2 separate regions of the Mus musculus genome follow, and region 2 is linked to region 1. Evidence: chromatin loops called from intact Hi-C (ENCODE). Cell type or tissue: left cerebral cortex. All regions are shown on one strand.

Region 1 (8,000 bases):
TGGGTACCGAACCCAGATTCTTTGCCAGAATAAATGCTCTTAACTGCTAAGCTACCTCACCAGCCCCCGACCTCCGTTCTGAAGAAGGGCTCGTCTTCTGTCTAACCCTGACTCTTCTCTCAGCTTCGCAGGGCCATGAAGAGCAACCACAGCACTATGTTACCCAATTACAAGTCATGACTGACAACCTAGCCATCTTCCGTGATTCGTGCCTCATGCTTGCCCCTTATCCAGTCACAAGATGCTGTGGTCTCGCCTTCCTCTAAACCTTCCTTCCGGTGCTGCAGCCTGATACAACCTGGGCAGTGATTCTTAACCCGTGGGCCACGATCCATTTGTGGGGGTCAAATGACCCTTCCACAGGGGTCGCCTAAGACCATCTGAAAACACAGATATTTGCATTACGGTTCAAAACAGTAGCAGATTACAGTTATGAAGTAGCAATGAAAATGTTATGGTTGGGGGTCACACCATGAGGAACTGCCTGGCGCTGGACGTGGGAAAATACAGGGGTGGGAGAGACCCGAGTCCCAACTCAGGAAGACGGGACAGGTGGATGCAGGAGACTGGACAGGCAGATGCTGGAGACTGCCGCGGGACCCCATAGAACCACCTTGGGAAGGGTGTCGGGCGGGCCGTGTGAGGCCGCCTGACCCTGCTCGGAGGTGAGTGGGGAAGGCACAGTCCGACTCTCAGGCACCACAGAGAAAGAGCGGGCTCTGGGGTCTCTGGGCCTAACGGAAGTCAGATACAATAGGTTCTCATTCTCTGACATTCCAGTCTCGGCTGGATGTCCAGGAAGAGCTGAGAACAAAGTGTGTGTGTGTGGAGAAGGGGCAAGGGGAGAAGGTGCTGGGTGGTTCCTGCCATGGTTTTAGAGCTTTATTGTAGAAAAGGAGGGAGGGAGGGGAGGAGGGAGGGAGGGAGGGGAGGAGGGAGGGAGGGAGAAGAGGAGGAGAGGGGAGGGGAAGGGAGGGGGGAGGAAGAGAGAAGAGGAGGGGAGGGGAGGAGAAGAGAAGCGAATCAGAGGGTGGCCATGGCCACATGGAGAAAGAGGAGAAGGGAGGGGGAGAAGAAGAGCAAGAGGTGAGAGTAAGAGAACAAGAGCTTGCTGGGCAGTGGTGGCACACACCTATAATCCCAGCACTTGGGAGGCAGAGGCAGGAGGATTTCTGAGTTCGTGGCCAGCCTGGTCTACAGAGTGAGTTCCAGGACAGCCAGGGCTACACAGAGAAACCCTGTCTTGAAAAAAAAACAAAGAGGAAGGGAGGGAGGGAGGGAGGGAGGGAGGGAGGGAAAGAGAGAGAGAGAGAGAGAGAGAGAGAGAGAGAGAGAGAGAGAGAGAGAGAGAGAGAGAGAGAGAGAGACCAGACAGCTTACCTGACTGATGGCCACAGAATTATGCAGCTTGGGTCTCGTTAGGAGCCTATGTCTGGGAGCATGGCAAACGGGCCTTCTGTCCCTTGCAGATTCATCTGCTGGGTCTCCAGGGTTTGAACTTAGCTTGACCAGAAAACAGGCTGCCTTTCACCGTCCCACAAGGAACTGTATTAAGGGGCGCAGCATTAGGATGTTTGAGAGCCACTGTTCTGGGGGAGCTTATGACTCACTGTGGACTCCACTGAAGCCCACTTAATGCATCGCAAGAAAACTGACCATTCAAAAATGCAGGGCTGGCCTTTGGGAGTGCAGCCCAATGTGCAGTGCTTGGCTGGTATATGCACAAAATGATGGGTTTTAACTTCAGTACTGAAGAAGGTAAACACAGTGCAGTTTATTACAGCATTTTCCCTCTTAGTGCCCCCAGTGGCTCCTAATTATTAATATGGCTGTCCTAACTTATTTACAGGGCCCTATAGTTGCCTTTCTTCCCCACCAGTCCATCTGTGATTGGCACTTTTTGTTATAATTTTTATGGATTAAATATATTGTGGTTTGGCTACTTGAATTTTATGTCTGTCTGGTAAGATATGTTCGAGAAAATAGTAATTTCACAGTTATTGGCACAGAGTTGCTTACAGTACTATTTATTGTTATTATTATTATTATTTTGTTTTTTTTTGAGATAGGGTTTCTTCATGTAGCCTTGGCTATCCTGGAACTCACTCTGTAGACCAGGATGGCCTCTAATTCAGAGATCTGCCCGCCTCTGCCTTTCAAGTATTGGGATTAAAGGCTTGTGTCACCACTGCCCAGCCAACACCCCTCTCCCACCTTTACCTACAGCGCTATTTTTTTAAGCTGTTGATTATTGGTAATTTTATGCATTTTAAAGTTCCTAATACCAGGATGTAGCTCAATTGGTTGGGTGCTTGTCCTGTCTAGCATGCATGAAGTCATGGGTTCAGTCCCCAGCACTGTATAAAACTGAGCATGGTGGTACATGCCTGTAACCCCAAGTTTATTTACATGTGTGTTCTCTATGTGTCTTGTGTTCAGGTGCACATACTCCATTACATGTATGTGGAGGTCAAAGGAAAATTTTGGGTGTCAAACCTCACCTGCCACCTTGAGACTGGCTCTCTCCTGTTCATTGCTTGCACATGCCAAGGGAACTGTTGCAGGGTTCTTCTGTCTCCACCTCCCACCCTCCAGGAGAGGCTCATCTGGAACTAGAGTCTTGTATTCTACTGAGTTTTCAGGATCCAAACCAAAACTCAGGTTGTCAGGCCTGTGTGGCAAGCATGTTACCCACTGAGACATTCCCCCAGTCCTGTGACTCCCCCCACTTAGTCTGTTGTGGCAGGTGCATAGCATACTGTCAGCCTGTCTTCTGCAAGAATGGAAGTATTTATCCATCCATCCATCCATTTATTTACTCATTCATTCACTCATTCATCTATTTATTTATTTGAGACAGAGTCTCTTTAAATAGCCCCAGCTGTTCTGAAACTCACTGTGCAGACCAGGCCAACCTTCAACTCATAGAAATCTGCCTGCTTCTGCCTCTCGAGTGACGGGATAAAAGGCTTTTGCAACCATGCCAGACCTAATAATGGAGATTTATAATTTTTCCTTAGGGTTTTTTTTTTTTTTTAAATGGTGCTAGGGACCAAACCCAGGACAGCACGCATACTGAGGTCCAGCTGTCAGTGAGCTTGCCGCTGCCTCTGTATAAAGCACACCCAGTAGTATACTCAGTTCTGAGCACTCAAGTATGCTGGTGGTGGAACCCAGGGTCTCAGGCACGCTGACACAAACTCTTACACTGTGCTACACTCCCAATCCCAAATGTCCACCAGATGGATGGTTTCTGAGTTACTTTGTATGGTTGTTATCTTCATTCCCACTCTTTCCTTTGAGACGGTGTTTCACCATCTAGTCTGGGTTGGCTTTGAACTCAAAGTGATCTTTTGCCCAAAGTTGCACCCCAACCCACCCCTCCCCCACCCCGACCCCCGCTCCCTGTTAGTTTTGGAATTACAGATGTGCTGCCAGCTACAACGCTTGCCACACTTGGCTCCCTGTTGTAACGCAGAATCAGTCCCTAAACCACGTTAGGAACCCTGGACTCCAGTTTCCAGGATGGACCTGGCCTTTGAATCTGCATTCCCTTGGTCCTCCTGCTCCTCAATCTTTGGACCCTTCTACTCAACTCACAGGCCTATTCAAAACGACAAACCAACCCCAATCCCACTTCTTCTTCCGGCAGCGTGTGTGGGCTTACACATAGGTATCGGATGGAAAGCTGCTTCACGGTAGCAGCTGTTGCACCTTCCTGTTTTCCTCTTTATGCGCATGCTCCTCAAAGACCTTGCTCAGTGCCTCGTCTACAGTTGCTGATTAGTGAAGGTGACATCGAATAGCTCGAAGAACATACATTTACTCATTAAATTCATTTTCTAAGTCAGAGAGCAATGCACCATTTCCCTCTCTTTCACCTGCAGTTGGATCCTCTCAGTTTCTTCTGCTATGCCTTTGGGCCACCCAGCCCTGCTGGCAAGCTGGACTCCTGCACTGAGCAGTTCTGCCAGCAGGTGGCACTGGAAGTCCACAGCTGAGCCAGTCTCTGCTCCTGCCTGACTTCTCATGACCCCTGTGGGTTTGGTCTGCTCGAGGCTTGCACCCTGGAGCTAGCACTAGCCTCCTTGGCCCGTGAAGTTTCTTCTTAACTGTGTGGCAGCAGCCATTGTCCACCTCTCCCCTTTCCTCCTTTCCCTAGAGTATGTGCTTCAGCCATAGCAGAAACAAGGTGGGGCACTAGAAGCAATTGAAAAAAATTTTTTTTTTTTTTTTTTTTTTTTTAAATCATGGAGCATTCTTAAGTTGCCCTTAGCAACAGTTTCTAAGATTCCTCTTCTGGTCTCCTAGGATAACAGTGAACCTCGGGTTAAGGAAGCCCAGCCGCTCCCCTGAAGAGTTCTTGTGGGGGGAAGTAAATGTCCCACCCAGCCCGTGGATGGCTTTCTGGAGAAGGGAAACGGGGGAGAGGGTGAGCGGGGATTACTGGGTCATATTTAAGACACACTTACACTGCACCGATGCCTCAGGCTTAGAGCACCCAGCACAGCAAAGCCCGCACTTAAGACTCCAGGCAGAGTGGTGAAGACGGGGCACGTCTCAGCGGAGAGCGAAGCCGGCCTCGTGGAAGGGAGGCATAGAGGAAGTGCCCACCTCTGCTTTCCTGTGCAGGTGTGGGCAGAGGCCCCAGCTCTCTTGCTGCCCAATCACCCCTGGCTGTGTTCTGAGTCAGGGTGGAGTCCCACGCTGAGGCAGACCCTGGAGGTTCTGGAGAGCTGAAGCAGGGGCTCATAGGAGGGAACTTCGGGCCCATCCAGCTCAATCTATCATTTCACAGATGAACGAACAGATGGGGACCGGGCTCAGCACCACTGAGCGGTGGAGCCGAGTCCATCAGACAACACTGTTGCTATGGTTCTCAATGCACATCCAACATACCGGATGCTCATAGGTCTGTGTCAGGGACTGTGTGTGACAGTTCCTCGGAAGCAACACTTCAAAGGAGATGGCACAATGCTACCCTAATGTGCAAACATGTGTCTTTTGTACCTGCCTCAAGTTGCTTGTGACGAGAGAGCATCAGTCTCTGGCTGATGACAAAAAACAAGGGCCCAGAGGAACGGCCTAAAAGAAAGAAAGGACACAGAGCTCTTGCGGGTATTTCCTGCAAAGTGCTATAATTAAAGTGATATTTTACGAGTGTCTTAGACAGAGGGCAGCTAGGCTCTGAGCTGGGTCTGGGCTCCACAGGTCCATAGAGAGGGGATGAGACACAGGGACAGGGGCTCAGCCATTGCTCTAGTGAAGCAGAGTCCCAGAGGAGGCATCGCAGGGAGCCTGGGAGGAAACCACAGAGCTGGGAAGTTCTGGAGAGCTGCTTAAAGCAGCCACTTGGAATCTGGATTCTGCTGGGGGCACAGTGCCTTCCTGGAGCCCCTGGTGGCTAACACAGACCCTCCTCTGGCCAGGCTTCCTGCCAGCTCAGGGTGCCAGGGTCATCTGCATTATCATTCATCACACTTCCTTTCGCCTGCCAGCTCATTTCCAAACTTGCAGCTTAAAAACAGCAGGAGGAAAATGGCAGGGAGTGTTCTTGCTACTATAAATCCACAGCGAGAGACAGATGTCAGAGCAGAGCAGAGCTGCCTCCCTCCCGGGCTGGCCGGGGTTGGGAGGGCTCCTGCACTGACCCACAGGGCACTTGCTAAGGGAGTTAACTAAGGTCTCTACTTTGAAGCCTCAGTCCTGTTTTAGGACCTTCCATCCGACTGCAGACTCAGAGCCTAGCAGAACACTGATGGGGTCAGGGCAGGGTGGAGAGGGAAGCCGGCTGAGCCCAGAGGTTACTCCCAGAAAGATGGGGAGGTGGGCACCACTCCCGATGCATCAGCAGCATGAAGGGCCACTCCAGGGCTTGCAGGGTGCTAAGGTGCAGGAGGTGGGAATACTATTTGGGCAGAGCAAAGTCCCAGGCAGTTTCTTGGGCACATTTCCACATGGCCTGCATGAGGCGGGTGAAGCCCATGTCCTTGGGCTTCTCCAGGCCTCTCATCAGCCGCTGCTTCATGATGGAAACGAACTCCTTGTTGCTCAGCTCCCCATTGCCTGGAGGATGAGGAGACACAAAGGTGTAAGTGGGGACTCTGGGATAAAAGCCACTGAGAAATTCCAGCCCCTACACCCTGTGGGTTCTGCAGCCCAGCACACACTCAACTACTCTCAACCTTAGCTCAGGATGAATCACCCAGCTCCTTCCCTGTTTCTAAACAGAGCCCACAGATGCTTTGAATAGAGCATAAGTCAGGTCTGTGTTGGAACAGAGATGGATGAACCTTGTGCATTGGTCCCTGGAATGCTCCCAGGTTGCAGAAGAGACATCGCAATAATGGGGCAAAGAGAGGACGCTGTGCTGCAGGGGAGCAGTGTGGAGAGGACTCTGTGCTGCAGGGGAGCAGTGTGGCTACTTTCTGTAGCAAGGAATGAGGACCCCTGGGGTGTGGCGAGGCTCCAGTTCAATCTGCTTTTCCTCCTGGGAGGTGTCCCTGTCGCCCTTTACCTGGCCAACCTGCTCATCCTTAGCCTTGGCCCTGGAACCCTTGCTGGTCTGGGCTTATACATCCTTCCCAAGGTGGATTGCACCCCATCTCTTTTTTTCTTTTAATTTATAAAATTCTGTGTGCATAGTGTCTACGTGCATATTCACTCTGTGCGTGGCTGGTACCCGAGGAGGTCAGGAGGTGACAGATCTCCTGGATGCTGTGAACTGAGCCTTTGCCCTCGGTACGAGCAGCCAGTGATCTGCCCTGCCCCTCATTTCTCTTGCTATTCTCAGTACGTGGCACAGGCTCTGGCATCCACTATGTTCTGTAAGAACAGAGCCGCAGCCATCTTCTTTCTAGAGACATTGAAATGTGTGTTCTCACCTACTGGCAACAAACTGTGTGTGTGTTAATATTTTTGCATCTTTTGCCAGGTGTGGTGGCACACGCCTTTAATCCCAGCACTCGGGAGGCAGAGGCAGGTGGATTTGTGAGTTCGAGGCCAGCCTGGTCTACAAAGTGAGTTCCAGGACAGCCAGGGCTACACAGAGAAACCCTGTCTCGAAAAACAAAAAAAAAAAAAAAAAATTTTTTTTTTTTTTTTTTTTTTTTTTGCATCTTTATTTTCCAGAGAAAATGACATGTCTGGGGATCCTCAGGGTTACAATTTGGGAGAACAAATGTGATTGCTGTTTTCATTTTGAAACCCATGTGGTCACTAATTTAAACCCACAGGCAAGGTGGAATCACAGGAAATGGAAAATGTCCTGGGTGTGGTATTACACTTCCTTAATCATGGCGCTCAGTCATGGTGTATACAGTAAGTTCCAGGCTAGCCAGGGTTACATAGAGACACCCCCATCTCAACAAAACAAAACTAAACAAAGAAAGAAAGAAAACAAAAACCCAAAATGAACCCAGAGACGTGGCTAACACAGACTGGGGCCCAGGGTGGTGACTCTCAAGCTCACAATGCCAAGGGCCGACCGCTGTGGAGGTGATGCTGCCATATAAAACTGCCCCACTACAAACAGGATCTAGGACTACAGCAAGGCCGGGTGCACCCTCTCCACTCCACGGGACCCCACTCACCATCACAGTCAAAGAGCGCGAACACCACGTCACACACATGGTCCGAGAGTTCGACCTTCGCCACTGTCCTGGCCACTTGCTGCATGGTCACTGAGGAAAGGAAACGCTGTGTTAGAGCTGTACAGACATCTCTCCTCTTCTCTCTCTGGAAGCTGGCTAAACCACTCAAACTCTGCAGTCATATCTGAGAAAGCAAGGCCGGCTGTGGGGGCGGCACACCGTTCCTTTAGTGCTGAGGACAGTGAGGGAGGAGGATCAAAGCACTGAGGGCAGCTGGGGCCACACAATGAGAACCTGTGTCAAAGCCATGAGCATAGTTCAAGGCCACAGAGGAGAGGCATCGAGCCAGTCTTCAACAATCAAAATGGGCTGTGCGTGTCTCAGTGATGCGGCACTTGAGAGACACGA
Region 2 (8,000 bases), 470 kb after region 1:
TGTATGCATGTTCGGTCCACACGTATGTCTGTAAGCCTCATGTGTGCCTAGTGCCTGGAGAGCAGAAGAGGACACTGAATCTCCTGAGGTTGGAGCTGCAGACAATGATGAGCCACCATGTGGTTGCTGGGAATCAAACCTGGGTCCTCTGGAAGAGCAGCCTGTGTTCTTAACCACTGAGCCATCTCTCCCTCCCCCTTTTAAAAGGCAGTATTGTTTATTTCATTCATGTGTATGTATATTTTGCCTGTGTGTATATATGTGTATCACGGGGATGCCTGATGCCTAAGGAAGTCAGAAGAGAGCATCAGATCCCCTGAAACTGGAGTTATGGATGAAGATAAGCCACCTTGTGGGTACAGCAAATGCTCTTAACCACCAAGTCACCTCTCCAGGCTCCACATATCCTTAGCTTTCACTGACTCTTCTCACATACCTCACATTCCTTTCTCCCCTATCTCTTGCCCTCCCTGGATAAGTCTTGTCACCCCCCCCCCCAGTCCTCCCTCCTTCTGTTTTCCTGTCTCCTGTTTTCTATTATCCCCATTCCCTTCACGTACCCTTCCCTCTGCCCACTCCCTCTATGGCTCTTTTCCTTGACTCCAGATCTTTCCAGGCATTCCAATGTTATCACCTCTCAAAGTTGAAGCTAAAAGCCATGTACAAGAGACAACACATTCTGTTTGATTTTCTGGGCCTGACTTACCTCCTTTCTGTTCTGTTTCGTGTATGCATTGTTTCTTGTTATTTATCAGTTGACAGACACAGAGGCCAATCCCATTTCCTAGTTAGTGCGAATAAAGCATCAATGAACATGAACATGCCAGGATTCTGAAGTAGGATGCAGCCTTTTGGGTACATGATCAGGAGTGCCATAGCTGGGTCATGTGTTGGCTGATTTCCACAGTGACACTAGTTTACACTTGCACCCGTTAGTGTGCTAAGTCTGTTTGGGTTGGAGAAATGATTCAGCAGTTAAGAGCACTGGCTGCTCTTCCAGAGAACCAAGGTTCGACTCTCTGCACCCACACAGTGGCTCACAACCATCTGTAATTCCAGTTCCAGGAGGTCCAGGACACCCTTTTCTGTCCTGCGTAGGCACTAACCACACACATGGTTCACAGACATACATGCAGGCAACACACATATACCATATATAAAATTAAAAGTGAATTAAAGGGTTTCTTTCTGCTCATATCCACTGTGTATGTTGGTTTTAGTTTACTCAATGATGCCCTGGGGAACATGGAACCTGAAAGAAGTTTTCATACGTACTTCCTTGATGGTTAAAAGTCTCAAACACTTAAAAGTACTCATTGGTTTCTTTCTGAGAACTCTCTGTTTAATTCTATAGCTCATTTTTAGTTGGGTCGTTTGCTATCTTGGTGTTTTGAGATCTTTGTATATCCTAGATGACAATTCTCTAGATACCAAAAATCTTTCGTCTTATAGACCAGCCCTTCGCTTGATTGACAGTTTCATTTGCTGGGAGGACACACCTGGTCTCATGACCTCCCACTTGTTGATTATTGCTCTTCCTGTGTTGCTGGAGTTCTACTCAGAAAGGCTTCACCCCTGCTTAGATCCTGAAGCATGCTCCCGACTTTTTCCTGTAGTAGTTTTGGGGTGCCTGGTCACATGTTGAGGTCCTTGGTCTGTTTGGAGTTGAGTTTGTGTGAGAGATAAGGATCTGGTTCTGTTCCTCTACATGCTGATGCCCAGTTGTCCCAGCACCATTTTTAGACATGGCTGTCTTTTCTCCAGCGCAGCTTTTGTATATTTGTCTTGTTACACGCGTGGCCATGTAAGCTTGTGTCTGCGTCTTTTATTCCGTTGATCTGGGTGTTTGTGTTGGTACCGAGCTGCTCTTATTGTGATAGATCTGTGGCATGACTTGGAGTCAGATATGATGATATCTTCAGCAGTGGTCGTTTGGCTCAGGGTTGCTTTGGCTATCAGGGCCTTTTGTGATTCCATCTGAATTTTAAGATTTTTTTTTCTATGTCGTAAAGGATGGCCCAGAAATTTTTATTGAGAATTCACTAAATTTGGAGATTGATTTTGATAGGATGGCCATTTTCACGGTGTTAAATTTCCTGATTCCTGAGTGTGGGAGGGTCTTTCCATCTTCTAGTGTCTTCTGTCATTTCTTAAACTTTTCATTGTAGAAGCTTTTTGTTTCTTTGGTTTGTGCGGGTGTTATGTTATGTGAATATGTTTGTGTTTTAATCCCAGGTATGGGATATGGGGCTGCTTCCGTTTGTCCACAGCCACTAACTATGATTGTTAGCTAGGAGGGGGCATGGCTTTTGTCAGCTGCAGATAGTTTAATTCTGGGGACTCTGGAGAGGGAATAAACGCCAGAGCCCAGCAAGGGACTGAGGCACTCTGAAGAAGAAAGAGAAGGAAGAGGAGGAGGAGGAAGAGGTGACTGCTGTTGGTCCCTGCTACTCCAGGTTGCTATTGTTGTGGTTTGATAAGAAGCCGGAGATATTCTGATGACACAGATAGGACTTACCCCAAGGAACCCGCAGCAGGAAGTAGTCTGTTTTGTTGTCGAGAAGAGATCTATGCTCCCCCATTTTCCCTCTAACCTTCCTCTCCTACTTAGTGTTGGGGGGGGCAGGGGGGCTGGAAGGGATTAGGGGGAAAATAAGGTTGGAAGGGAGGTAAAGGTATAAGAACCCCATAAAGTAATAAAAGAATTAGCTTCAACAGGAATGTATTGTTTCCCTCCTTTTCAAAGCACACTTTTGCCAGATACAGAATTCTCAGTAAAGGAGAATCTCTCTCTCCTTTGCACTCTTGAGATATACTGCTCCTGTTCTCTATGGCAGCCTTCTGCTGAGACACTGGACAGTCCTACTGAGGATGAGCCCTGCTGGCTTGTGTTCCACGAAGCCCTGCACACAACTGCTTGCTTAGCACAGGGAACTCCTCCTGTATCCTCAGATCCAGTCCCAGCACCAGTGCTCAGCAATGGGCTCCAGTACCAACAGAATTCACTCATACAGTATAAGTTCAAAGCTGCCAGCTTTAGGAACACAAGGATAGTAATGTATCTTTAATTACCATTACAGGGTAAACACAACAGATGGGATATTCAAAATAAGTTCTTGCATGCAGGACATCCTGGTGAGACAGTGGCAATGGAGTCTGCATGCCTACTTGCTGGTGCCAAGGAATCACCTTGTTGTTTCGTAACATAGGATGACTTGAGTGTTTCCGATGAATATTCCATAAAGCATAAACCTCAACTGTTTGGGGTTTGATTGACGAGTATTGACATCTATAAATCTCAAATAGCAGAGTGGTCATCTGGTCTAACATCTGGTTGTAAATTTACAAACAGTATTATGTAAGTAAATAACTACATAAAATATTTACAACTGAAAATGAACATTAAAACTGGAAGCCCGGAAAATATTGGCATTCAACTTCAAAAGCAACTTCAAATATTTTACAGCCGAGTACCCAGGGCTCAGTGCTCAGTGGCTCATTTTATCCCCACAACTCGGGCAGGCAAATCTAAGAACGTAACAGCCTGTATCACTTTACAAAAGGTAATAAAGACTGTTGGAAGGCTTGGGTTGGCTGATCACTTAGAGTCAGGATCATGTGTAGCTCAGGCTGGCTTTGAACTCCCAATCCTCCTGACTCTGCTCCTTGGGTACAGAGCTTACAGGCAGCTGTCAATCACATCTGCCCACCACACAGTTTCAGAGACATGCCCAATCTGGCCTGTTGAAACCCACCCTCCATCTAGCCCTTTGCATCTAACTTTGGAGGCTGAAAACACTCCTGGTAATATTTTTCCTCCCTGCTTTCTCAGTAGACTCTGGAAGAGAGATTAAGAATTTGTATTGAAGTTTGGAACTCAGGATTGTTGGCAATAATCAAGCCCTAAGGTTTTCTGGGAGCCGAGTCACTCTAGGGAACGCCTTTCCAGATTTATCCAACAGATGGAGGACAAAGCTCACACGGAGGAACCAGGGAGGTCTTCCCAGGCTTGGTGTCTTAGTTCTCAGCATCTGATGCTTTCCTCTTGTGCTCTCAAAGGAAGCTTCAGTGGCCCCTTGCCTTTTTAGTGTAGCTACTTTCCCCTAATGCTACGTGTAGGGCTGGGGATAGAAACCAGGGCTACAGGCATGCTAGGCAGAGCGTTGGATCAATTCCTCCTACCAGGAAGAAACTCAGGTTTAGAGGCAAGCCCCTTTATCAGCCGACTTACCTCAGTGACCCTTGCTTGCCCATATACAGGGTGGTACAAAGCTCACAGCTCAACCCTTCAAAGGTTTTATTTCACAGACCACTATTTCTGCTGCACCTCAGTGTTCCACAATTCTTCACTCTTTTTTCCCACCTTGAGTCCAAATGGATGAATGGACGCCATCTTTAACTCTAGATTTAAACATGCTCTCAACGGACTTTTTTCTTTAAAGTCCAAATAACAGTACTGTCCAGAAAAATTAATGGTTTTATTTAAATCACTATAAAGTTGAATTGTAAAATCTTGTTCACAGAAATGTTGTGGCAAGTATTGTTTTTCTTACTTTCTTATATTAATGCCTTAGATTTAAGCATTGATGTTAAAACCTTACATGCAGGATGTAAATAGAAAAACTGGCAACAGCAGATGTCCGCCCCATTTTTCCACTCAGAATCAGTTTTCTGACTCCATAATAGTGGTGGGATTGCATAACTCCAGAGCTACAAATAACAGAAAGAGGAAGAACATTTTCCATAATGAACCAGTTCCCATCACAGTGGCTTCTTAAACAGGTGGCCGCATATGCAGCGTGCTGGCTGCTGTCTTTGGACAGGACTGTCAGGCTCCCAACTGAGTTGGTGTCTTCAGAAAGGCCAACTGAAGACTCCCTTGTCTCCCAAAAGCATGGGGTTGAGTCTTGTCACAAACCTTTTTTTTTTTTTTTTTTTTTTTTTGAGACAGGGTTCCTCTGTGTAGCTTTGTCTGTCCTGGAACTTGCTCTGTAGACTAGGCTGGCCTACAGAGATCTGACTGCCTCTGCTTCCCGAGTGCTGGGATTAAAGCCATGCACCATCACCTGCCAAGGACCAGCCTCAGACCTTACTCAAGGACCTTACTCAGGGTTCCTGAGTAAGGGGTGTTTGGGAGTGGCAAAAGAAAGGACTCAAAGTCAATCCTAGGTGTAAGCTGACAGCCCTGTCTTCTGCTCAAGGCATCTCTCCAGGCTGATCTCCAGACAGCTCAGCCCGTGCAGACCAAAGCCCAGTCTTTTATTTGCATATCAGTTCAATCCTCCACCCCAGGTTTCCTTTTGCTTATCCCATGAATCAGCATCTTATGACCTTAGCCCCTTGATTCCTAGAAAAGAGAGCAAGTACATTTTTTTTTTAAACATAGCAATTGAACTCAGAGATCTGCCTGCCTTTGTAAGACAGTAAGTTTAGCTGGGTGGGATCTCACTCCAAGATCACCACTCCCTAAACCTCTTTATCTCCTTCTAAGTATCTTCCTGACAAGCTGGCTCATAGTGCAGCTGCCTCTGTTCTTTTAGACCTGTGACGCCCCTCATAGAACTTATTTTGTATAGTTCAGAAATTATATATTTTTGAACTCATGTTTTCAGAGTTCTTTCCCACAGCCTTAAGGGCTGTCCAGAAGAAGGTCACAGCATTTACCATTTTGCTGAGGAACATAAACACATTTTAGCCTTCCAGATTTGTACTGTTTCTAATTATCATGGAGTCATTAACCCTGGCAGAGAGAGCATTCCCCAAAGGAAGAACATGAAAATATGTACATTATTATACAAACAAGCCTTATGCCTACAGCAACCATTAACACTCATGGAGTCCCATGAACAGGCCAGGGGCTGCTCTACTCCAGGGGCAGGACCATATCATGCCATCATGCCATCCCTTCTGAAGCACCCATGCAGACTTTGCCTTGAACTCTTGAGGAAAACTTTCAAATGAGTTATGGGGTGGGTGATGGCTAGTTCCATGAGGGTCTTTTCTCGACCAGTAGAGTGCACACTCTCAAGAGCAGACAGGAGCTCTCATTGCTTCCTGGGTTTCTGCCCACTGAGGGGTGGAGACCTCTTCAGCTGCAACTGTGTTAACTAGAGAGAGTTTGTTTCTGGAGTTAGGGGGTGATGGGTGTATGTGTATATGTGGTGGTTTGAATAAGAATGGTCTCCATAGATTCATATATTTGAATACTCAGTCATCAGGAAATGGAATGGTTTGAAAGGATTAGAAGGTCTAGGAGGTGTGGACTTGTTAGAGGAAGTGTGCTATGGCAGGATTTTCCCTGTCAAATTACATTGAAATATTAGTGCAGCAGGAGGCCTGTGATTGGACGGGGAAAAGAGAGGTAGAGCAAAGAGTTGCAGGGACAGAGAGCGACTCAGGGAGAAAGGGAGGAAAAACAAAATGGAGGACAGACAGGAAGGAGATCCTGAACCAGCATGGCTTTAAATAGCCACAGGTAGCTATGATATCATAAAGGATAGAATAATTGGGATAACTTGTCTAATCTAGGTGGGCAGCTTGTACCATTATCAATTGGCCCTGAAATTATTGTGTGGGCATCTTATGAGTTGAGAATTTATTGATATATAAATCTGACTTGTTAATTATAAGCTTCTAGAGTTTTGTTTCTACCAGGTTGCTGGATGTTGTGGCATTTGACAGCAGGGTGGATGGTCATTGCGTGGGGCTGGCATGGCAGTGAAGGGAACTCCAGAGGTCCAGTCCTACCAGAGAGTTGGTGGGCAGAGAGTAGCTAGATAGAGTGCAGGAACTTGGTGGTTCTTTTTTAATATTTCCAGTTACAGGTGACACAAAGGGTGGGCCCTGAGCTCCAGAGCTCCAGTCTCTCTGTCTTTCTGTTGCTCTCTCCTTCTCTTTTGCACACACACTCGTGGATCAGGATATAAAGCTCTCAGCTACCTCCCCAGCACCACTGCCTGTGGACCACTCTATGCTCTCCACCTCTAAAACTATAAGCACTTAAATGCTTACTTTTGTAAGAGTTGCCTTGGTTCTGGTGTCTCTTCACAGCTACAGTAGAGCGACTCAGTGTGCATGTGTCTTTGTGTGCATCAGCTCGTGTGTGTAGAAGGCAGAGGATACCCTTAGCTGTCTTTCCTCAGGTGCCACCTACCTTTTTAATTTTATTTATATACTTGCAGGGTCTCACTGTACAGTCATGGCCAGCATGAACTCACTATGTAGAACATACTGGACTCAATCTCACAGAGATCCATTTGCCTCTGTCCCCTGAGAGCTGAGATGAAAAGTATAAAAGTGTGCACCCGACTGCATTTATTTATTGATTGGAAACTTTGTTTTTTTAAAGTTGCAAATTAAAATCACACACTTTTTTTTTTAATAGTGCAGTCTGTTACTGGCATGCAACTTGCCAATTAAGCTAGGCCGGCTGCCCAGCAATCTCAGGAGCCACCTGTCTCTGTCTCTAGGCTCTGAGACTACACACAGGCATCACCATGCCTGGCTGAGTCCTGAGAATCCAGCTCAAGTCTAGCAGGTGTTATTAGACGCGTTCTCACGACCGGCCAGGAAGAACACAACAACCAGAATCTTCTACGGCAAAGCTTTATTGCTTATATCTTTATCGGGCCAGAGTGTAAGAAGCAAGAGAGGGAAGCAAGAGAGCGCAAGAAGCAAGAGAGAGAAAACGAAAACCCCTTCCCTCTTTTAAAGAGAACAACCATTGCCTAGGGCGCATCACTCCCTGATTGGCTGCAGCCCATGGCCGAGCTGACGTTCACGGGAAAAACAGAGTACAAGTGGTCGTAAATACCCTTGGCTCATGCGCAGATTATTTGTTTACCAACTTAGAACACAGGATGTCAGCGCCATCTTGTGACGGCGAATGTGGGGGCGGCTTCCCACAGTTCCCCCTTTTTCTTTTAATAAGAGCAAATAGGCCACCCATATTAATGAGAGTGGAGATAGAGGTCAAATCCCCAGTGTGTAGGTAAAGGAGC

Evidence for each region. Hi-C counts contacts between places; a loop is a spot of excess contacts. Peaks named below come from ENCODE experiments on the same cell type or tissue, not always from the same donor. Only the 100,000 strongest peaks of a DNase experiment are listed, where the experiment ranks them.
Region 2: it touches region 1 in a loop (2.6-fold over the local background); 1 of 42 quality-filtered maps calls a loop at or near these places.

What each region holds. Positions count from the first base shown.
Region 1 is chr10:59,861,245-59,869,244 of GRCm38, reverse strand. Micu1 (mitochondrial calcium uptake 1) reads right to left here. Exons shown (of 12, transcript NM_144822.3): 11 at 7,593-7,682; 12 at 5,111-6,066. The coding sequence ends at 5,909. Among named protein-coding and RNA genes, the nearest start is that of Dnajb12, 14 kb to the left of the region's middle. In left cerebral cortex, a CTCF peak has its summit at 3,966 (motif pointing right); DNase peaks (open chromatin) are centred at 3,967, 4,791 and 6,152; H3K27ac peaks cover 268 bases.
Region 2 is chr10:59,386,599-59,394,598 of GRCm38, reverse strand. No RefSeq gene overlaps it. Among named protein-coding and RNA genes, the nearest start is that of Pla2g12b, 13 kb to the left of the region's middle. In left cerebral cortex, no CTCF peak of the experiment used is centred here; DNase peaks (open chromatin) are centred at 4,727 and 7,437.